2 separate regions of the Homo sapiens genome follow, and region 2 is linked to region 1. A link is a loop called in an ENCODE intact Hi-C map of the cell type or tissue named here. Cell type or tissue: A673. All regions are shown on one strand. Links, peaks and the distances in the headings refer to the core of each region. The heading gives the core; the rest is flanking DNA. Region 1 has its middle 120 kb from the start of TFAP2B. Region 2 overlaps TFAP2B (transcription factor AP-2 beta).

Region 1 (12,392 bases), core at 3,874-8,873:
TTTTTCTATTACTGACACCTTATTACACAATTAATAAGATGAATAGGGGAGAGAAAATATATATCTGTTAAAACTTGTGAAGCAGTACTTTAACATGATGTGAGCAAAAACCAACATCCCAGTTCTGTAGTTTGCTGTGTGATAGATGCAGATTATATGGCCAACCACATCCCATGTTCTATATGCAGTCCTAACAGCTTAAAAACAATTTTTTAATGTCTCTTTATGAATTTGAAAGGTCTGAAAGAATGGAGTATAAATGAAGTGCCATATGACAAGAGTCCAGAAATTTCAGACCTAATTCATCAAGTATATATAATATTTACAAGTCCTATATATATTATTGCCAATTACTTTTGCTTTTACAAATCCTTCTGAAATGAATGTGGTTCTCTTGCAATTGGCTTCAGTTGGATTTTTCATGGTTAAAAAGGGGCTTTTTTACACAGTGACCAAAAGCATTGCTGGTATATTATATGTGATAATAAGATAGCTCCCCTAGCTCTCATATACCCACCTTATAAAATGGAATATAAGTCATACTAAATCTTTATTAAAAGAGACCAAAGGTCAACTAACATAATACAAGTAAGGGTTTTAACACTGATAATATAAAGTGGTTTGGTTTTATATACTGGGACATTGAATGCAGGCAACATTCTTCTTATTAAAAAACAGCTTTGTTGAGATATAGTTCACATACCATATATTTCATTCATTTAAAGTGTACAATTCAATGGCTTTGAGTATAATTACACAGTTGTGCACCATCACCACAATCAATTTTATAACCTTTTCATTCCCCCCAAAAAACCCTATACCCCTTAGCCATCACCCTGCAATCTCCCCAAACCCCTCCTTCCTCCACCGGCCCTAAGCAATCACTATTCTACTTTCTGCCTCTAAGTATAAATTTTCCTATTCTAGACATTTTATATAAATGGAGTCATATAATCTGGGGTACATTGTGACTGGCTTCTTTCACTTAGCATAATGTTTTCAAGGTTCATCCATGTTATAGTATTACGTTTCTTTATATTGCCAAATAATATTCTATTATATGGATATACCACATTTTGTTTATCCATTCATCAATCAGTGGACATTTTTGTTGTTTTTACTTTTTGTCTGTTATGAATAATACTGCTAAGAATATTATGTACAAGTTTTTGCATGAACATATGTTTTCATCTCTCTTGGGTATATACCTAGGAGTAGAGTTGCTGGGTAGCTCTAGGTTTAGCCATTTGGAGAACTGCCAGATTGTTTTCTAAAGCAACTGCACCATTACATTCCCACCACAGGTGACATTCTTATTTGGCCAAAATACCCAGGGAAACTATGGAATTCCACTTAAAACCCCCAAAATCCAGTCAATTAATATTTTCTTTCCTTTATTCTGCCCATTTGTATTAATTCAATAGCTGCTCACTATATAGAAAAGTTGGCTACCACTAACATGACTATTCTATTCTAACACTGTTGGCTTTCTTTTCAAAACACTCAACACTTTAAAGCAGTTTTTATCTTAAATTTTAATGAAGGAGAATTCGGTGGTGATAATTAACATAAGGTTTGATGTTACTAAGACAAACTCAAACACAATGGCTGTAGCCAGGTCAAGAGGTCTCATTTAGGTTTCTTCTTCAACACCCACATGTAGAGGACACAAAAAACTGTGGTTCTAATTTTTTACAGGATCACAGTCAATTAAACCTGCATAATGTTAGTCTCTTCTGGATCTATTTTCAGTGAGGGAATTTGAGAAGGTCATACTGTAAGAGATGGCTCAACAAACCAAAACTCACATTAAACAAAAGAAAGACTTTGATACTTCAATATTCTCCCCTTCTGTTTGGAAAAAGTGACCATTGCACTAATGACTACACATTACAATGAAGCAGCAGCATCTTACATTATCTTTCCAGTCCATCCAATTATTCACCTCTACGTGTTTATGTACCACTATCAAGAATTGTTCATGGAAAGAATTTATGCACACATCACCAAAAAAATTCCAAAATAGTCTATGGAAAAAAAGAAATGGCTTTTATTTTGGGGAGGAAAGGGAGCCAAATGCACCTATTAATATTTCCTTCCTTCAAATATTATAAAGGCAAAGTGAATGATTGGTTTAGAGAACAGTAAAATTGCTAGAAATGTCCTCATGGACCCCACAGGACATTGTTGAGGTAGCCTTATAGATGCACCTGTTTACATCTGCCTAAGTCCCCTACCACATCAAAGCTCCTCGAGAACAGCACTTTGTTTTCTCTTCTTGTAGCATCCCCATAATGACTCATGTCCAATAAGAGCTTCATAAATGTTTTCTAATGAAGGCATTAATACTATCAAGAGGAATATGATAAGACTAAAAACACAGGTCATTTATAATTTGCACCAGGGGCAACACTGCTGCCCAATTGGTAGTTATTATCAGTAATGCACACTAATCCTGCTTCTGCCAAAAGCCCGCTGGCACCTCTGAAATGATGACACATTCACAGAACAACAGGCCAGTGCTACAAGTCATTGCCAAGTATAGTGGGTAAACAGGAAATAAGGAATATTTGATGCCACTGAATTGGTGGGAGATGAATTTGGGTGGCATGAAAAAAATTCCATGTATTTGTTCAACTTCTAGACACCAATATAATTATATGTCAAAATTTGTGGGAAAGTTTTAGTGGCCCAGAATGTTAAAAAATCAGTTATTTTTCCCATCAGGAATTCTCTTACATCAGTTGGATAAAAAGAAACCACAGAAATACTTTTCATAACGTCTTAGCTTACCATGAAGTGCCACTTGAAGCACATTCTCTCTAATCCCCCAAATCCTTGAACAATGCAGAGTGCTGAGAGATCAAACCCAATCTTGTGATATTCCAAATTAATTTCAGAAGAAGTCTTTGCACATGTCTTCAGTACACTTTCTAACATGAATCTCATCCTACAAGGACAAGACTAGGCATGTGAAGCTTTGAATTCTAATTCCAGTTTGTCTACTTGGATCCTCAATGAATTACTTAATATCAACCAGTTTGTTTTTAGATTTTTACCGCAATCAATTTTAACCAACATCCAGGTTACAGAGTTGTTGTCAAGATCGGATGAGTTATGTTGGTGAACCTGCCATGTATATGGGAAAGCATTTCACAAATACACATTAGTGTAGTCAACATCCTGTGTGCATTAGCCAAAGATGTTATTTTTATTTTTGTTAGGGAGATAAAATTCCTACTTAAGTAGTAGATACCTCAAAGATATTAATACATCATTTTGGACTGCCACTGGATTGCAATGATTTTCAAATTCCATAAGAAATATAATAAACATATAAATAATATGTGGTGGAATGTAAAAAAAAAATTGCCCCTGAAGAAAAGAAAATGGTTTTCTTTAAATCAAATTATCTGGTCTTAATTTTATTTCCATCTTAGACTCAGTTTCTCTAGTTGTGAAAAATAATTATCACTTCCCATTTTGGGGGGTGGTATTGAGAAATAAATAAGATATGTCATAAAGGATCCGGCATGTAACAGATACCAAATTAAATATAATTTCTCTTCCTTCACCATTCATTGGTTACAACACTATAAGCCATAGATCATAAAATCAATGTTTGCATTAAGATGATTATACAAGGGACTGGGGCTGCTCTACAAAATCACTTACATAAGTTTATACATGAAGTTGAGTATAAACAAGAACTAAAGCAAAAACTCTAAAATCACTCAAACTCTTCACACCTTCCCAAACACATCATGTTCTTTCATCATTTTTCATAGTGAAAGAAAAGGAAAAAATCAAGTCTTCTTCATTCATGCTGTTGATGTTCTAAATTACCACCAGTGACTTTCAATGTTCCACTTCTGTAGGATTTAGACTGCAAACTCCACCCCCTTGTAAATCCTGCTGTGACAATGGATTTGATGTTGTCCCTTTCTATTTGAACAGAGTAGAGTTTTAGAGACTGTCCCGTCATATTCAGGTCCAGTCACAGGACCTGAATTCAACTTGAAGAGGTCTCTGCTTGTCAAACTTTCTTTCGGTCCCCATCTCTTTTCCTCCTTGCCTCCTTCCTTACCTGCCATTTCTCTGGTCCACAATTAATAGGCCCTGGAGTTCCAAGTCCCACTTCTTAATCACTCTAGGCCATGGCATCACCAAGTGTGCCAACATGACATTTCTGGGGTGCTAATGTTGTTGCCATTCTCCAAACAAACTGCTTGGAGCCTTCTTTCCAGAGTTTTGTTTTTGTTTTTGTTTTTTTGTTTTTGTAAGAGACAGGGTCTTGTTATGTTGCCCAGGCTGGTCTCAAACTCCTGGACTCAAGTGATCCTCCAGCCTCAGTCTCCCAAGTAGGTGGGACTATAGGCACGCGCCACCATGACTGACTTAGAGCTTTGCTATTTGAGGCCTCTGGAAACCAGTATACTTGGGAGCACAGGTATGGGATATCTAGCTCAATGTACTATCAAAGACTTCCCGGGGCATAGGATGAAATGCTTTTTGAGGTTTGGGAGGAGGTGCTGGAGAGAGAGACATTAAGGAATCCCAGCCAATTAGGTTTTGTCATGTAGAACTCTCAAGGCAAATATATGTTTCTGTGAAATGCACTATATGTGATATAGGGGGAATATCCAATACTAACACAGATTGAAAGTCCAGAGAGTGAATGAAGTAAGAAAATAAAAAGTATAAAATTATATTCTACTTTGTGAAATAATATTAATTGCACATACTTAAAAATTCTTATTCTTTATGCCTAATCACCACTGAGATTGAGAATTAATATATAAATTATTAAATGTTTTAAATTAATTTGTATAAATATTGCTGGACTAGAATGTGTATGTCAGCCTTCTTAGAATCTTGCTCTCATAGCATGTTCATCTATCATAAACTTGTCTGCTCACAACTTTAAAAAGCATAAAGGAAGATCTTGCATGTTTCATAAGACATTAATAATTGAGATGACCAATTACTTGATTACATAAGTTAATTAGTTAATGTCTGAATATTTACTTTAATTCCTCTACTAAAACTACATATTTATTGACTTTTCTTTACATATGTTCTTATAATATGAAAAGAAATGTAAATGAAACAGAAGTACAAATAAACACATCTGTCTTAAATGCACTAAATCACACCACAAGAAGTGGATACAAAATTTGTTAAGCTCTTATTTTACTCTATTTTATTTTCACTTTTAGACACAGAGTCTCACTCTGTTGCCCAGGCTGGGGTACAGTGCTGCAACGTTGTCCAAGATGTCTGGAACTCCTGGCCTCAAGCAGTCCTGCAGTCTTAGCCTCCCAAATCTCTTGGATTATAGGAGGGAGCCACCATGCCCAGCCCTGCAGTTCTTTTTAATACATCGATGGTGCTTACATTTGGCACTGAATTGTTCTGCCATTATGGTTTGCATGAAGGAGAAGAAAAATCTCCTTGAACACACGGTTAAATTGGTAAATTTGAAAAGATCATATGGAGTTGCAAGCACTCTATTGATAACTACTTATTTGTGTTTTACCAGCTATTTCCATGACTCTCCTACCTTCTTTTTCCAAGTCAATTTCTTAAATGACCAGGACATCATACACCATAATCCCCATATACACAAATAACAAATAAACGTTCTTTTAGGGTATGGGTGGAGTGAATTTTGATTCTTTAAGCAAGGGTGAAAAATCTTGATTTTATCCCTATTATACATGCAGGAAAGCAAGAAGACATTTTAGCCGTGCTATTTGGCTCTTCTATTTTTTACCTTGGAATGTATGTCCTTCTGTGCTCCCCTCCCATCCCACATTAATTCTCCAGCAGCTCATACATATGGCTGTATAAGTCAGAGCCTTCATTTCTAATAATTTTCAACTGAAAGACATGCTTTATTTTTTAACTGGAGCATAGCTAATAATGCAGATGAAATCTGGTCCTGGTAACATTTGATCTGGCCTCAGATGAGAGAAGCTAGGTGGCATCAGCCTTTTCTGATATAATCTGCAGCCAAGGAGTGGCACCAGTATACAAGTGACATGCATATCACATGTATCAAAGAGGAAGCTCAATCTGTAAGGCAGTAAGACTCTCTCACATCCCAGCATGGGTGCTGGCCCTGAGCTGCAGTTCCAGTAATTGACATAGTTGCCCAATGCTACAAAACAAACTCAGAAACTATTCTCATTAGACATCCCCCTGCTTTGTGACTCTGTTATTGTAAAACCCAAACACTGAGCCCCATACCAGCGTGGCTCTGTTTTTAATTAGTTCTGATGGCATTGGGCTGTAAGCCAAAGAAAAAATGAACTTCCTGACTGAGGCTTGTTGCTCAGTATGTTGCTTCCTTCTTAGAGAGATTGTTTTCACAACATTTTATGAAAAGGACTACTGACAGAAATAATATAAGTTTTTACTGCTTTTGATATTTTTTTCAGGCCTATAAAAAGCAGCCAAAAGTCAGATTTGTACAGTTACAATGCCATTATTTAGTCTTTTTTGCAACCCAGTTGATTTGTCTTTTGACTAAAGACATCCTACACGATTAATTTTTTTAATGGAGAAAACACAGGCTTCTGTTAAAATTTTAAGACCATGAATGTTTTAGTGTTTCCACTAAATTAATTTGGTGATATATTTTTTACTGCCTGGGTCATTGCCAGCATAATGTTAGAATTGAGATTCTGGTGAGGTCACCTTTGGAAAACAAGGAAGTAAAGGGCAGATGGGAATTTCAGACAGATAAAGAAAAATTTAGACAAACGCTGGAATCCTATACAAGATGAGACTTCCCTGGCCACTGATTTTTTAACCTATCTGGGACCTTTTGAAAATCCTTTCAATATGAGAAATTTTTCAATTTCTGAGTCTTTCCTCCTCAAGTTAGAAGCTGGGCATTTGTTTTCCCAGATCCTCTTGTAATTTGTTATGACATGTGACTTAGTCTCTGCCAGTTAGACCCACCCACTTACAACTTCAATTTGGAAGAAAGTGAAAGGAGAAAGGAGACACCACATGGAACTCCTTCCTTCTGGCAAGAGAGGCATAGGGCTATCTAGCAGCCAGGAGCAGCAGTGGCCCAGGTCTTACTGGCACCTTGAATCAGTGTCAACAGCACCCTGTGCAGAGCCATGTACAAAGGTGGTGGTCATGGGGTCTCTATCAAATCAGTGCAGCAGTAGGGCTGGGTACCCTATCTGGATGCATAGCCTTCAAGTTTGACTCCTGGCTCTCCTAAAGATTCAGTGAGTTGGCCAATCACCTTTAACAATTTACTTTTCTATTTATCTTAGCTAGAGTGACATTTGTTTTTGGCAAACAGGAACTCTAGTACAACCATATTGACTCTATGCTATGCTTCCAGTAAACAGGTAAGAAGAAGGGGTTAAGCAGAAGTGAAGAAAGAGTCTTTGGAGTCGGTAGGACATGGTTTGGAATCCTAATTCTTCCACTTAATGGTTGTGTGAACTCAAGACAATTGCTTAACTCCACTGAGCATTCCTTCACCTGAAAAGTGAGGATGTGCAATCCACAATTTATGAATTTCTTTGAAAATTTTAGTAAAATATGGTTGCAGTTATTATTAGTACCACTAAGATGGGCATTTATGTGATTTTTTTTCAACTCTTTTTAGGTATGGATATAAATTTTATTTTAAATAAGTAGATATTTACTTTATTTGGGTTCAGGCTTAGGGAATCACTGAATTATAGTCTCATTTTATCTAGACATTGCCTCAGTCATGCCTATGCCTCTAAAAGGGTAATTGTCTGCATTTTTCTGTAAAAGACCAGAGGAGATGTCACTGATTATTTTTTATTCAAAGCTATTCATACATACGAGTACTTTTTGATCAAACAAAATAATTCCTACAATGTTTATGCACCTGTTCCTTTTGAATACTTTTAGTAGCCTGTCAAATTTCTATGCATCCTTCAAAGCACACTGTAAATTCCATCTCCTCTCTGAAACCTTTTCCTGCCTCTTTTGGTCAAATAGGAGTTTGCCTTCTTTGAACACTGATTATATTGTCTCTTGTGACAATTAATTCATTCTTGCTTACGTGAAAGTTATTTGTATACATGCCTTAAGTCCCCTCACTGGCATAAACTAGGCTCCTTAAGATGAAGATTCATCTCTGTATCTCCTGTAGCCTTTTGCCAAGTGCTCTGTACATGCCATTCCTGTATAATATATTATAATCTATACTACTGTAACATTTTCTCTTAGCTCTGTAACTATATTGGAAGCTCCTTGAAGACACATATATATCTTGTTCATCCTTATATTATCCTTGGTGTCTAATATTCTCCTTGGTGTCTAGCACATATTTGTGGAATTGCATTAATAAACATTAAACTGAAATTTTCTCTATATTTTCACCTTTTATTCTTTTTTTTTTTTTTGTGAGAGGAGTTTCACTCTGTCTCCAAGGCTAAAGTGCAGTGGCGCAATCTTGGCTCACTGCAACCTCCGCCTCCTGGGTTCAAGTAATTCTTTTGCCTCAGCCTCCCCAGTAGCTGGGATTACAGGCATGCACAAATTTACTTTTGGAAATGAACAATGCAGAGAAAGAAAGCTGCTACTTTATAATGTGAAAAATATTACCTGTTGTCTGGGTGTAATGCTGTCACAAGGACAGGCATTTGGTGAAGAAATGTAATATATTTCATTGAGGAGTTATGGTTTCATTTACACTGATATAGGGCAAGCAGGTAAGCATGTAAGCGAGAAAATCAAACCATCCACGATCATGGTGAGGGTGGGATATCAGATGCAAATACAATACCTATGTTAAGATTGTGTATTATTTTGTAGTAAAATTCCCATGTGCAAGTGTGAAATTGCAATATTAATAAACTTACTTAAAATAGTTCTGCTGTTTTAATGTATTAACTTGGAAGACCAAAGAGAATTTAAAGTAAGAAAAACATTGTATACAACCTGCAAAATAAACTCCAAAGCTTTAGCTTCTAAACCACATCACTTTAAGTGTTTTCTAAAGTAATTGTCCTTAGTCTGTGTAAATATATAATATATAATTACATTGTATAAACATGAATACACATATGCGTATCTGTCTCTGTGTGAGTATTCTTTGTGTATGTGCATTCTTAAAATTGTTCTTGAAATGCTCAAAATAATATTAATTGGAATTACCTTTGCAGCAAGTAAAACACAGTGTTTAGGGAATGAAGAAGTCACTAACTTTCACATTATGCCTTGCTTTAGTATTTGAATTTGTACCATGGGAATTTATGTTATGTTTATTATGTTAATGCATTTTTTGTTTGTTTGTTTGTTTTTTGAGATGGAGTTTTCGCTCTGGTTGCCCAGGCTGGAGTGCAATGGCACGATCTCAGCTCACCGCAACCTCCACCTCCCAGGTTCAAGTGATTCTCCTGCCTCAGCCTCCCAAGTAGCTGGGATTACAGGCATCCACCACCACGCCCAGCTAATTTTGTATTTTTGGTAGAGATGGGGTTTCTCCATGTTGGCCAGGCTGGTCTCGAATTCCTGACCTCAGGTGATCCACCTGCCTCGGCTTCCCAAACTGCTGGGATAACAGGCGTGAGGCACTACGTCTGGCCTAATGCGTTTATTTTTAAACTAGCCTACAATAGGAAGTAGATAATGAGTATATCCTTCAACTAATAAATTCTTCCTTTTAACTGTCTGTTTTCAAGAAATATGTGCACTTCAGCAAAAGAAACTACCATCAGAGTGAACAGGCAACCTACAAAATGGGAGAAAATTTTCTCAACCCACTCATCTGACAAAGGGCTAATATCCAGAATCTACAATGAACTCAAACAAATTTACAAGAAAAAAACAAACAACCTCATCAAAAAGTGGGCAAAGGACATGAACAGACACTTCTCAAAAGAAGACATTTATGCAGCCAAAAAACACATGAAAAAATGCTCACCATCACTGGTCATCAGAGAAATGCAAATCAAAACCACAATGAGATACCATCTCACACCAGTTGGAATGGCAATCATTAAAAAGTCAGGAAACAACAGGTGCTGGAGAGGATGTGGAGAAATAGGAACACTTTTACACTGTTGGTGGGACTGTAAACTAGTTCAACCATTGTGGAAGTCAGTGTGGCGATTCCTCAGGGATCTAGAACTAGAAATACCATTTGACCCAGCCATCCCATTACTGGGTATATACCCAAAGGACTATAAATTATGCTGCTATAAAGACACATTCACACGTATGTTTATTGCGGCATTATTCACAATAGCAAAGACTTGGAACCAACCCAAATGTCCAACAATGACAGACTGGATTAAGAAAATGTGGCACATATACACCATGGAATACTATGCAGCCATAAAAAATGATGAGTTCATGTCCTTTGTAGGGACATGGATGAAATTGGAAATAATCATTCTCAGTAAACTATCGCAAGAACAAGAAACCAAACACCGCATATTCTCACTCATAGGTGGGAATTGAACAATGAGAACACATGGACACAGAAAGGGGAACATCACACTCTGGGGACTGTTGTGGGGTGGGGGGAGGGGGGAGGGATAGCACTGGGAGATATACCTAATGCTAGATGACGAGTTAGTGGGTGCAGCGCACCAGCATGGCACATGTATACATATGTAACTAACCTGCACATTGTGCACATGTACCCTAAAACTTAAAGTATAATAATAATAAATAAATAAATAAATAAAAGGGAGGAAAAACTCTTTAACAAAAATGAAAAAAAAAGAGAAATACGTGCACTTGATTAAAAGGTGAACCTATAAGGAAGCATCACTGTATCTAAAAACAAAAATTTGTCTGGGTGTCATAACTCATGCCTATAATCCCAATGCTTTGGGAGACTGAGGCAAGAGGATTGTTTGAGGCCAGGAGTTTGAGATCAGCTTGGGGAAGATAACATAGTGAGACCCCATCTCTACCAAAATTAAAACAATTAGCTGGACATGGTGCCATGCATCTGTAGTCCTCACTACTTTGGAGGCTAAGGTGGGCAGATCACTTGAGCCCACAAGGTCAAGGCTTCAGTGAGCCATGATTTCATCGCTGCACTCCAGCTGGGCAACAGAGGAACCATCTCTAAAAATAAATAAATAATGAAATTTATTTTTTATTATATACTATATATTATTTTTAATACACATTTCCTTTGTGAAATGGAGATATATAAATAAATAGTAAATAAAAATATTCCATAGAAAGCTAAAAAAGATAATCTCATAGAAGTAGAGGATAGAACAGTGGTTACTAGAGGCTGAGAAGGGAAGGGGTAGGGTAGATAGGTAGAGCTTGGTTAATGGAGGCAAAATTTCAGCTAGATGTAAGGAACAAGCTCTACTGTTCTGTAGCACTGCAGGGTGATGATACCTAACAATTTATTGCATGTTTTCAGGTAGCTAAAGGAGATGGTTTTGAATTTTCCCAGCACAAATAAATGATAAATGTTTGAGGTAACAGTAATCCCAATTACCTTTATTTGATTATTACACATTGGATACATATATCAAAATATCACACTGTACCCCATAAACATATAGCATTATTATGGGTCTATTAAATATATATTTTTAAAAATTCCACAGAAGTGTCTATAGAAATGTTTTATAAAATAAATATATTCTATGGAATACTATGTAACAAGTAAAAAGAAAGAAGTAGGATAGTGGCATGGAAAGACTCCCAAGACTTGTCAATAAATAAAAACAAGCCAGGTGTGGTGGCTCACGCCTGTAATCCCAGCACTTTGGGAGGCTGAGGCAGGCGGATCACGAGGTCAGGAGATCGAGACCATCCTGGCCAACATGGTGAAACCCTGTCTCTACTAAAAATGCAAAAATTAGCTGGGCGTGGTGGTGCGTGCCTGTAGTCCTATCTACTCGAGAGGCTAAGGCAGGAGAATCGCTAGAACCCGGGAGGCGGAGGTGGCAGTGAGCCGAGATCGCACCACTGCACTCCAGCCTGGTGACAGAGTGAGACTCCATCTCAAAAAAATAAAATAAGTAAAAAATAATAAAAATGGCAAGTTGTAGGACATGACTCACAGTATGATCTGTCACTTTATGTGTGTAAATGTACAGATATATGTAGGTTAATAAATAACAGAGTTCTAAAAAGATGCATACCAAACTGTGATTAGTGCTCCTGGAGAGTCAAGTAGTTATTACAAGGAAAGATAATAAAGAAATTTCACTTTTTAGTCTTATAACTCTGTATCATTTGAATGTTTTAAAGTTAAAATATTGTAATATATTTTCTACATAAAAATTAATTTAAATAAATAGGTAAATAAAGTCAACTTTTCTGGAAGTTGGAAAAAGCATTTAATGACTATGGTAACACTGATTATTCAGTGCTAGGGGTCCAGATAAATAAGCACATTT
Region 2 (12,392 bases), core at 5,585-10,584, 100 kb after region 1:
GTGCTGGCCTAAGAGAAGCCACAGTGCTTGGACAGTGGGTAGTTAGATGCATACCTTAGAGAAATGAGAGTCATTTGTGGGTCCTATCTGATTTATACAGTTTGGTTTTATTTTTTTCCCTAAAGTACCCTTCCTCTTTTATAAAGCACAACTGATCCCCCCCACACACACACCCCGTGCCTCACCAGACACCAGCGCAAGGGGCAGGAGGGCAATCTACTGACAAATACCTATTTTACTGCTGGTTGATACAGCAGATGAAAACCTTCAAGAAAGAGGGTGGATGCCAGGTTTTGATCATTGGGAGAGATGGGTAAAGTCTTTCCTTAAGTTTGTACTCATTACCAAAGTGCCAAAAAAGACATTCTGAACTGGGGAGAACAAATGCTTAGAGTCAAACATTTTAAATCTTCAAAGCCCAAACCAGGGTCTGTAAGCAATTAAAGTTCTGGGACATTAATATTTTTTGACCCTGCGGAAAGGGGCAATCAAATTCCAATCACGTCTCAAAAACATCTGGACAAATTTGAGCAAATGATTTTTCAGCCTTCCATATATTTCTTTAAATTACGCTGTCAACGGGACAAACCGCGTCCTCCAACACTAAATAAATGAGCGCGGCTGTTTGGGCCGCGCCTGCAAGAGAAACGTGCGGGCGCACGCAGCGCCGCCCACTGCAGGCCTGAGCCGGCCATAAAACACCAACAATATGACACCGAAGCCAAAGACAGGAGTAAATCAAATAAATAGAAAACCCACTGTAAAAGTTCAAATGAGCTCTAGACCTAAATTTAGCCAGAGATTTACTATTTTCCCCTCTGGAGTTGTAGTAAATTTTACAAGTCTGTGGAAGATGACAAACAGCAACGTTGGAAACGGAGTAATTAGAGCTGTGGGTAGAGATGGGTACACGTGGGTTTTATAGACTCCCTGAGCGAGCACACATGGCTATGTGGCTACGACAGAGAGATAGATGTGAAACCCAAGCAGAAATATGCACCTTCGGATCCAGGGAAGAGCTGGAACAAGAACTCCCTCAGAAAAGATCTGCCTGACATCCCCAGAGTGATAGAAGAGAATTGTAAGAAGGCTGGATTCGGATTAACAAAGCCATTTTCCCCAGAGAGGACACCTGAGACAAACCTGTAGCCCATCAACTCTGCCTACCTTGCTTGCCAGAGGCTGCAAATGCTACTTCTAGACAACCCTCTGGCTTCTTTCTCTGCCCCTCCCCACCACCTACTCCAAAGTCGGGTGGCCTAGCCAGCTGGGAGTGAGATGAGGGCCCAGAGTCTAATAAACTCACTTGGTGGCCAACAGCATATTCTTTCGGGAGTGCAGGTCACTCGGGTCTGTGTGCTGCCGGTTCAAATACTCAGAGACGGCTTTGGCGGGAAACTCCGTTTCGCAAATGTACCCAAAATCCCTAGCTAAGTGAACAGCTTCTCCTGAAAAAGACAGCAGTAAAGGTAATAATCAGCACCCAGGCCCTAAATATCCCAGGGCGGAGACATTCCCTTGTCAGCTTTGTTAGTATTTCCAGAGAAGGCCAGCTGTTGGAGCCAAAAGCAAAGGTGAGAGATGCCTAAAGGAAAAATGATTCTCAAGCTATAATTAAAATTGGTGGGACCAACTTTGCTCCTGTCTCTTTTTCCTGCCTCTCCCTGAGCCAACTCCTAGCTAGACATCCCCTGAATAGCTACGGGGTCTCCTACACCCTAATCTTTTTGTCAAGAGCCACCTTATAATTGAATTTGGACATTTGGCTGGACATTTAAGCCAGATTCCTCTTTCTTTTTAAAGCATCTGTCACACTTGCTTTAAATAAAATTTAAAAGTGACCATCATCTTGCTACAACTGTATTCCAACAAATATATAAAAACAAGCCCATGTGTATATATGTCCACATATATTAAACACTATATGTAAAATGTATATGGAAAGAGTATTTCTATCTGCAATGAAATAATAATTCTCCTTGTCACTTTTCCTGCTAGTCAAGTTTCAGGTTTCTCCCCTTCAGAGGTTCCTGTCATCATCCTCCTACTTCAGGACTTTTCACTGCACAAAGATGACACAGCAGCTACAGAAAACTGGAGTATCTAAGGTATTACTCAGCTTATGTGAAAGCCCCTTTCAAGTAAAGCATTATTACCCTTTAAACACAGCCTTTTGGGGTTCAAGGACAGATCCCATACATGAAAAACAGATATGTTGAAATACCCCATAGCTACATTATTTTTAAGGAGGATGACTTACTTTTAATCATTATTATCATAACAACAAAAGACTTCAGGCATGGTGCTTACAAGGAGTCACAAAACCAAAAACTGCCAAACAAATATTGGAATTTTAGTGGGGTTTCCAGTTTCCTCCCTTCTCCCCTGAAATCCCTGTCTTGAGCTAAGGTTACCTTGATTGCTTTCCAAAATGAGGACTATGATATTAGCAATTCCCTGAAGGGTAAAATGTGAAACTTCCAGGCTAAGAGTCAACCACTAGTAAGTGTGGTCTGGAAATTTCAGTGATTCCTGCCTCTGGAGGGTGTTCAGGCCAAGCAACTTTGCCTTAAAAATGGCCAAGTATAAGGCCTGTAACTGTGATGATTAATGGTTGCTGCCTAAATATTTTAATATTCCATCTTCTAAAACCAACTCTCTACAGGAGCATCATAATATTACACCCATACAAATGGAATTAAAACACAAGACCTACAAGCTAGATGCTAGAGAAAATTCTGCATCTTCCTCCATTAGGACCATCTGACTGTATTTCATATTATTTCCCACAAATTCAACTGCAGATCCTCTTGTTCTGGACTGTGTAGATGATTTTGTTTATTACATACCATAAATATCATCCCCAAACCCAAACTGATGAGCAAATTATAAGGTGCTTATTGCAATTATCACCCTATAATTCACAATTGATGAATCTACATTGAAGATAATACCTGACTCCCCTACATATTTCTTCACCCCTCCTCCCCAATCTTCCCCTAGCTATCATTGGCCTTACTAAGCTATCAATATTTCAATAACAACATGTCCCAGGTAATCTGCAGATTTGGCCCTAGGAGTGACAAAAGTTTTAAAATAACCATTAGGGGTCATGAATGCAATGTGTTTTCTACTACTGACAATTCAAATCTGGCAAGGTGAAGGGGTATAGAATGAATTATTGCTTAAAGAGTTACTCTTGCAAGAGTTCACATAGAGGATGTCCTGCACGTGACAGCAGGAGTGACCCCTGCTTTGTCTTGGAGGCTGGACCTGAGCACTTTTCAGAGCACAGGAACTCTCAAATACTTCCCTTGCCCTGTCTACAACTGCTGGCTTCCTCTAAGTAAAAGGACCTTTGAACCTCTCTCAAGAAGCCGCTTGACATCCAGCTCATAAGAGCACAACAATCACAACGATTTCCAGTTAATCATGAAATGTGTAAAATGTCAGCCTCCAGCCGACAGTTAAGCTCAGCCACTTCGTGAAATGGCCACACGTCTTGCTTACCTTCCACCAGGGAGGTGAGTAACGTGACATTTGCTGCTTTGCGCCTGCCCGCGGGTAAATTCAAACCGATTTTTTCTAGCCTTTCTCGCAAAGATCTCCCCCCATTTTTCGATTTGGCTCTGAAATTGCAAGAATTAACATTCTGATTAACCTTAGAGTGTTCCTGAAACAAAGTTTAGACTTAGCAATCTAAAGCCCAGTGGAGCTTGAAGAGGTTTTAACTTGAGGTTAGCACATTTTTCCCCCTTCCTTTTGGTTATTTGCTGATAGTTTGCTGAGGTTTGCTTAATTTCTGCAATACAGAGAATTTTTTTTAACTGAGTGTTCTTTTTTTATCTTGTGAGAAAAGAAAAAAAAAGGATACCAGATGGGAATAATTAGGTGTAGGTTATGGGTCTAGAGAAGGTAGAAGCTGCACATGCACGTGCATGTTCCTTCCTTGTCATGGAGTTAGTGAGGTGAGCAGAAACTGGGCAAGCACAACCTTGCTGAAAAGAGGATAAGAGCCAGGTGGCTTAGAGAGGAGAGCGCACTTGCTGCAACAGGTGGGCTTTGTGAGGAAGGGGTCAAGAGTTGCTGTATATGGTGTTATGTTAAAAGGAGAGGGCAGACTGAAATCGAAATGGTGATGATCATAATAACAGTAAAACTAACACTTTTGGAAGTGTAGTTATGTGATAAGCACTTTATATTGATTATTTTACTTCATCTCTGCAAATTTATATATACAGGCTTAATGTTCAGGGGGTGATTGAAAACTTCCACACTCTGAGGCTCAAAGCACTCACTTGAAAACTGAATCAAAGGAGGGCAGAGGAAGAGGATTCAAAATGAGAAAGTTCCTGGGTCACACCCTTAATTTCTCCCAAGATTCTCCTTGTATGTGCTAAAGTATGGACAAAAGTACAAGTAAAAATCCTCAGTTACTGTAATCTCTTTTGCTGTACTATTCATACAGTCACTTTTAGGAAAGAAAAGGACTGTCAACCCCCAGAAGGGGTCATCTTGGAAAGTTTTGTCTCAGACAAAGTCACTTTCATATCAGGGACACTGCCAAAGTGTTCAGGCATTGGCAGGGACTTCAAGGGAGGCATTACATCTTAAGATAAAATCCACATTCTCTCACATTTCCACGAGGAGGAGTCAGTCTCTGGGCTGTGGAATACTGTGAAGCACCTGAATGGCTCCCAGGAATACCTATAAATACTTCTAAAGTGATATTATTGCTATTATTGGTGGTGGTGTTATTGAAAGAGGGATGTCACAAATTTAGAAAAAGAGTTTATCAAACTGGGTTACAGTGCATCAGCAGGTTGAAAGACCAATTTCACTGGGTGCCAACTGCATTTAAAACATGCAATAAAAGAGAAAGAGTACACTGAAGGTATGAAGAGAGTTGCTTCATGAAACTTATGGGGTTTTTTGTGGGGGGGCTGGGGGGCTGTTAGTTCCGCGTTGTACTCAGGCTGGAGAATGCCCCCTGAGATGTCCTAGGGGTGACAGGAAGAGAGGCGCCAGGCGCAGGGCCAGGAAAGTGAAAGGTTCCCAGGGCGGCAAAATCTGCGGTAGGACTTGCGCGGCGCGGGCAGGCCTGGATGCAAGGACACTAGAGTTTGTGGGCGAGCAGGTGGCGGCCGCGGATCCTCCCAAGCGCTGCGCGAAAGCAATGCTCCGGCCACCCGGTTGCTAGGCAACTGCGTCAGACTGCAGATTGGGTTTTGCTGGAACCTTCTCCTCACTGTCCAATAAATAAAAACTGGTGGGTTTTTGTTTGTTTTTTTGTTTTTGTTTTTGTTTTTCGTGGTGGGGTTACCTTCTGAGGACTCCGCCGAGGAGAGATGCATTGAGGCATTCAGGGGGCGACAGCCGTCTCTGAACTTCTCCCACAGTTACTTTGTACTTCGAAGTTGAACTGAGCAGAGACAAACGGCCTGGGACGGAGCAAAACACCTCGCCGGTGTTGACAGACATGCCTCCCAGGAAGCCGTCTTTATTCATCATTAGAGAAGTCACCGATTTGGGAGGAACTGGAACTAGAAAGAGAGAAAAAATTGCCATAAAGGTGACCAAGTTTCGATCCTGATGACCGGCTGATAGAATGTGTCTCTGTGTGAGGCCACAGGACAGACACCAAGTGGAAAGCTGAGGGAGGAAGTGTTTATTCCAGTGGGGCTGCAGTGCGTTCAGAGAGCTGTAAACAAACAGATGGCAAAGCCATACCTCCTCTGGAAACTTACTTCGTGTGTAGACATATGAGTGTCATTTGCTACAGTCCTGCTCACTACCCAAATCAAGAAATCAAACAACCCAGAGTTTGGACTGTGCTGGGAACCAGGCAAATCTTATTCCATCGTGTGCTAACTCTGTGACCTTAGACACCTGACTGACTCTGTCTGAACCTCCTCAGTTTCCTTATCTGTCTCCTGAGGATAATAATGCCTATCTCATTTGGTGCTGAAGCCTGACGGTGATTATCACCATGCGGTGATATAAAATGGTAATTCCAATGGAAACCCCTTCCTCCTTTCCTATTGGACCCAGATCTATGGTCATCACTAGAAAGGATAAGGAGGGTGGACCCCATCAGATACTATGCCCAAGAACAGACAAATAATACCATTGAGCTGGGGAGCTGGGCCCAAAACAGCTGCTCATCTCTTTAAAGTGGGCCCCATTCTTCCCTACATAATAACAACAGATTCATTTAGAAAGGAACCCAAATGCTCATCTTCAGTGAAAGCAATTCTGCAGTGACATGAATTTTGTTTACAAATTAAAGCACCGGCTAGTGATTGTTTGGAACAGTTATGATTTACAACAGGTGCCCTGATCAATCAACCAATCACTCTAATTCATATGAGCGGCGGTCTTGCCTTGCCCCAGTTGTTTCTTTTCGGCAAGTAATTGATAACAAACCGCACTCAAGGTATGTTTTATGCAGAAGTTAATAAGAGTTGACAGCTGGTTGCCACTGCTACCCTGGTGCATTCAGCCTCTCCAGCCTGTATTTCTGCTTAATTGTGTTTCAGTGTCATCTGCATGTCAGAAAGAGGCTAGGCTCAGTGGAACCAGAAGGCTGGGAATGAGGAACAGTCCATCTCCCAGTTCCCTGGCAGTATTTTCCCTTGGACTTCACTGCTTAAGCCCATTTTCTTTATGTAGGTTTTACAGGCCCCTAAACAGGTGGCTATACCTCCTGACTTTCCCTGTAACTTTGCTTCTTCCACTGGGATATGAGGCCTCCAAATCTTCATGGTATTTGTCGATCACCAGTCCAAAAAATCTTTGGAAACATGCATCTGGTGTGAAAAAAGAGGTTTCCAACCCTACCTATTTGATAAAGTCTATCTCACTTTGTAATTGTGTGGGGAAAAGATAGGCTGTTTCTGTCGTCTGGAGCCTAGAACCCTATATATCAAACAAGATGCATAACATCCCTTCTATGGAACAGACTAACCAATACTGTGTATTTCTCTAACAGTTTATTCTCTCTACCACAGATTCCAGTATACAAACCTCCATAGTTGTTTAGAGACTCCTAGAAGCCAGGTTGCTCCCAAATCTTTTATTTACTATGAATTTCATTAGATCCTTTACAAACACCTTGTGGAAAAGAGCTTTATTACAAGAGTGGATGAGGAGACTAAAACATTCCCTTCTGCTACTACCCAGTAGGCATTTTAGGATCTATGGATCTGTCCACAGAGCCCAAGACCTTGTCCCAGATGGATGAATTGATGTTGGCAACAGAGTAAATATTCTGCCCTGTCATGGGGCGGGGACAGGGGATATAGAGAGGTGTTCCTTCTTTTTGATTTCCCTCATTTTCTCATCAGTGAATCTGCTTCCCATTTAAGAATGAATCAATGAAAAGTTGAAGTGTGAATGTTAATCAGATTTGAGTGAGATGTGAAGTTAAAGTCACTTAATAGACAGGTGATTGGTGGGGGCATCTATTTCAGTCTATCTTACTCTTCACAACAGTGCTGATTTCCATAATTCAGACTCATAGTGAAGGCATTAAAAACAAATAATTGACAATCATGGGAGTTGGCATTATGAAAACTTGGAAAAACTTATTTTCCAAAATATAGATGGCCCTTTGTAATTTTAACATGATATGAATTATAGAAATAAATTAGATAAAAATCTCACCTCTATACTTAGCAACATATTTATCTCTAAATACTATTTAGAATATTTTTTTAAATAACAACCAACTCCACTAAGCTGAAAGTACTAAATTCACTTCCTGCTTCCCACAGTGGATAACCAAATACCCACTGAGTATTGGAATCTTACCTGCTTCTCCCTGTCCCAGAAGCTAAACCTCTGGAAAAGCCGGGCCTTTAAAGAAATGTTATAAACCACCCTGTAATTTCACTATTGTTAATTGCCTGATTCACCCGACAAGAGCTATTTCCTTTGGGGAATGTATATTGCTCCCTGCCATGGGTTGAGTACCTTTCTGCATATACATTATCACCTGCATACCCCCAATCCAATCAGCTTCTGTCAGTACACTGCCCTCTCTGGGAAGGTTTTTGTTTTTGTTTTTGTTTTTGTTTTTTCCCCTTCCAGTCAAAGCAAGGACAATGTCAGAAGATGTGCTTTGGACTATATTTCCATTTTCTAATTTAAGTATCACAATTGTGTTCCCAGCCTCCTATCCTCATGTTCTAAACCTCTCTCCTTAGTATTGGTCCCCTAGACCAGATCTGACACATTTCTTGTCCCAACTTTCCTTTAGATCCATAACTCCATCATAATCTACTTTCCCTTCCACTTTCACACCTGCTTAGTTCACCTGATTAACCCCATATTTTACTTTCTTTGTCTTTTCCCTTCTGCTTTCTTCCAGTTTATCAATAAACCCAGAGCTCAACAGGGCCTGGTTGATTTGTTAGTAATTATGAGCACACTGTTCCTGCTCATGGAACCCAGAGATGACTGAGATAGGTTTAAAGCGACAGCAGGAAATAGTAAGGAAATGGGGCATGGCAAAACTCAGCATGAAGCTTTCAGTTCTTTACATGTTTACAATTTTCTGTGCATACATTAGAAGTATTTTTTTCCTCTTCAGTTCCCAGTTGGGTGTCAAGGCCAAGTTCTGGATGTAACACCCACAAAACTCATTCCCCTCCCTTTTTTGCTGCATTATGCTGGGGAGAAGTAAAAAAAGGCTAAAAACAGATCAATATTTCATTAACATGGCTGGAGTTTTATTTAAAAGAGAGGAAAGAAAAATGATTAGAGAAAATACTATTCATTAGTTGACTATAGAAGAGCTAAAGTGTTAATAGGCTAGTTTTTAATCTCTACTCTTTAAACTTAAGTGTGAAATTATAGTTTTGAGAACTTTGTATTTGATTCTATCTGCTGGTGAGGAGAAGGGAAGAAATGAACCTATCTTATAGATTCATAAGGTAAGTACCTTCGAAAGGCACTCTTGACCTAAAGATGTAAATGACATTGGGAAACAACCAGGAGGCTTAGCACTGACTCAAAGTGGCCCCTAAAAGTTAGCACTCTTTTTCTCACCAGCAAAGCACCCTTTCCTCAGATCTAAACACTTCCTCATGTACCTGAGTGTAAAATTTTATTCCACAACTATAGTGCATGTATAAGTGTGGGGACTGAAATTGTGGGGAAAAAAATAATTTCCACAAATAAAGCAGGGATATTAAAAAACTCAAACATCCAGTATTGGCATCTTATAGGGACAGAGTCTAGAAGGCTAAAAGGCTGGAAACTGAGTTGAGTCTCATCACTTACATGGTGTATAGGACCTTGAGAAAGTCATTTATTGTCTCTCTCAGTTTCAGCACTTGGAGTGTTGAAGAAGAATGTCTAACCTACCTGACTTTGAAAGAGTGGCTGCAGTGTTTCTCAGGGTCTCTAGTTGATAAATAGCTATTGGGATCCAAGTCCAACCTGGAAATGGGAACTTCTTCCTTTTGAGAGGAAACTCATACCGTTCAGAGACTCTGACAGACTCTCAGAGCATTTTACCTTCTAGGTCAGAAGAATCCCAACAGAATCAATTGTAATAGAAATTTGGCAATTTCTTTATTTCCCATGAAAGAAAATCCACACCAGTCAAAGTGTTTATGTGGGGAAGGGGCCAGAACTAACGGGAAAGAAAGTGGGAGAGAATGGAGGATGAACTGAAACTAACCAAACAGGATATCCCTAAGACCAATGAAAATGCCCCACAGTCACAACATTTGAACCTTGGATTCCAGCCACGCTAGCCTTTCCAAGAAATCCCAGAATATTTTCTGCTGTCTAAGGTGTTAAACAGATTGCATATTGGCTTCTTATTGCACCAAAAACTTTTTCTTAAAGTTTAGGTGAGCCTTTTTTTGAGTTAAGCAACATGATGGTGGCAGTGATCATTTTTATTAGCTGGGTACACCCTCTTCCTCCCCCCAGATTTCTAATCTTAATGGAACTGAGAGTTAAGAATGATTTTTTAATGTCTCGTTGGATTTTTAGACTGTTAATGTACCGAATCCTTCTCATTATTACTTTATTGATTGCTCATTGACCAGCCCCCTTCAAATCGTATTAACCACCCTCTGCCGGTTTAGATTAGGAGAGTTTAAAAAGCACCTTTCATTACTCCCCCCGCCCACTCCCGCCATGGAGTTGAGACTAGGCAGCTTAATGGGAGCTCTAATGGGGCAGCTAAGAGGAGAGGGGCCACGGTCCCTGCAGATTGCATTAATAGCTCAAAGGGGGCCAATACAGAAAATTAGCCGTAAACGAGCTCTGGAGATCTTCAAATGAAAGAGCCATTTATCACGCTGGCTACCTTCACTCCACTCGTTTGCTCTCTCTACTGGGAACAACTCATTTCCTCTTAACTAAATTACTTCAGAAATGTCAGCTAAGCCCAGATAGCAAACATAACAAGAGAGGGAGCCCATAATCTATGGGGTGACATAAACACAGGTGAAAAATTAGATTGGTTAAATTTTAGAAGGGGCCTTACCATAACTGGAGAAAGAGACATAGAGATAGAGACATGCATCATTTATGCCTAAGTCTTCTAGCTTCATAAACACAGACTCAGAGACCCCCAAACCTAGACCACTTGCCAATCTGTTACTAATGAGGTAGAATTTTTTTTTATCTGCCTAAAAGCCCATTAGAAAATATATTAAGAAACTAAGCCTTCTTCTAGGTGTTGAAATTTAGAATATTTAGTTCACAAGACTTTCTCACCTCTTTTACAAAATTCATCTCTTGGAAACATCTCTCATAATTGGGGAGATGGTGAGCAAAGAGACTAGGGTGCAGGGGAAGGGGCTAATGAACTCACCACAACTTTAAGTGGCTTATACTGAGTTAGAAAAGTAAATCAACCTCGTATTCTTATTTTGCCTATGGCTCTCTAAAGAAAAAAGACATAGGATCTTTTCTTCATGTAATAAAGCAAATATGTCAAATATTAAATAATGCAACTGACCTACCATTTCATCATATTCATACCACACCCTCTGAATCAATTAAAGTAACTGGGATGCTACTTAAATATTTTAAGCTGCACATTTTTTAAAAAGCTGTACATTTGGGGGGACATAAAATGTACTCTTCTGTTTCCAAAAACAGAACCATCAACTTTAGTCATTATTCTCTTTTTCTTATTCCTGGAGACAACCTTGCACATAAATATTCACATTTCACTGACAAACATATACAAGCTCTGAAACCAAAGCATCCCACATCTAAGAAAATCTTCAGCTCTGTTTTGCTAGGCAAGCTAAGTTACAAATATTTTTATTGGACTGGCTATTAATAACATTTCTGATTGGTCATCTGTTGGGCATGTTCCCCTGCCAGCCCAAATGATGTTGCTAGGATACAGAACCCTGAGCTAAGTGGTTCTAGCTTTCCATGAAAAGGGAGGAGGAACTAAAACAAACTGAAAAAAGCCAATGGAGAAGCTCCTCCCCGACCCCACCCTAATCAACCAGCAATTAACCGAAAGAGGAGACCCAAGAGAAAACAGGAAAAGTGAGCTGTCAGTCAGCACAGTTGCAAATTTAAGCACCGAGCCTGGGTATCCTAGCAAACCCAAAAGCTGGCATTAAAAGCCAAAACAATATTATTTGAAGATGAGAGAGAGAGAGAGAGAGATGTTTGAAGCAACCACTAAAATAAATAGTTATGCCCCAAACCTTACTATACTTTAGGATATTCATTCCAAGGCCAAATGGCATCATTGCAAGTACAGCTTCCCCCACCCACCTTTCAAAGCTACTCTTCCTGACTTTGTAAAAGAAGACAATTTAGAATACCTCACCCTGTTTGGAATCCTTATTCCACAACCCTCCTACTATCCCATTTGAGTCTGGATGAATTACTTCCCAAAGAATTTTTTCTTTTAATTGTTTTTGTTGAATGTCAAGTGGCTCAAGTGAATCATAAATGATTGAAAGCTGAGGATTGTTGACACTAAATATAGAGACAGAATTTCTTCGACATCCATGAGAAAGGGTTACAGTATTAAAATTGTATCGTCAAATGCCAGTTCCTGTGATAATTAAAGATTGCACTGTTTACACATTTAAACTCCTAAATTTGTGGCATTTGAGTGACATTCAGGCCTTTTAGCAGCTACACTAATCGCCAGGCATTCTCTCAGTGACTGTCAGAGAAAAGCAGAAAAAATTAAGCAGCTGCAATACACCCAAAATGAGTTATTGTAATTACATTTAATTAGTTTAATTAGTTAATTATTTTGCTTACAGCTGTACAAGAGACTGCAAACATTTGTTAATATCACATGCCCTTTAACAGTATGGGGTGATTCCACAGTCACACTAAATCATGAATGCATATGTAGGAAGATTTAGAAATGTGCATAGGCTGTC

What was found. Peaks named below come from ENCODE experiments on the same cell type or tissue, not always from the same donor. Only the 100,000 strongest peaks of a DNase experiment are listed, where the experiment ranks them.
Region 2: it touches region 1 in a loop (5-fold over the local background); 1 of 110 quality-filtered maps calls a loop at or near these places.

The regions. Positions count from the first base shown.
Region 1 is chr6:50,930,229-50,942,620 of GRCh38, reverse strand. No RefSeq gene overlaps it. Among named protein-coding and RNA genes, the nearest start is that of TFAP2B, 120 kb to the right of the region's middle. In A673, for the core only: a CTCF peak has its summit at 6,006; DNase peaks (open chromatin) are centred at 6,220, 6,640 and 6,960; H3K4me3 peaks cover 1,093 bases; H3K27ac peaks cover 1,722 bases.
Region 2 is chr6:50,829,212-50,841,603 of GRCh38, reverse strand. TFAP2B (transcription factor AP-2 beta) reads right to left here. Exons shown (of 7, transcript NM_003221.4): 4 at 5,324-5,543; 5 at 3,511-3,629; 6 at 1,307-1,448. Among named protein-coding and RNA genes, the nearest start is that of TFAP2B, 17 kb to the right of the region's middle. In A673, for the core only: no CTCF peak of the experiment used is centred there; a DNase peak (open chromatin) is centred at 8,523.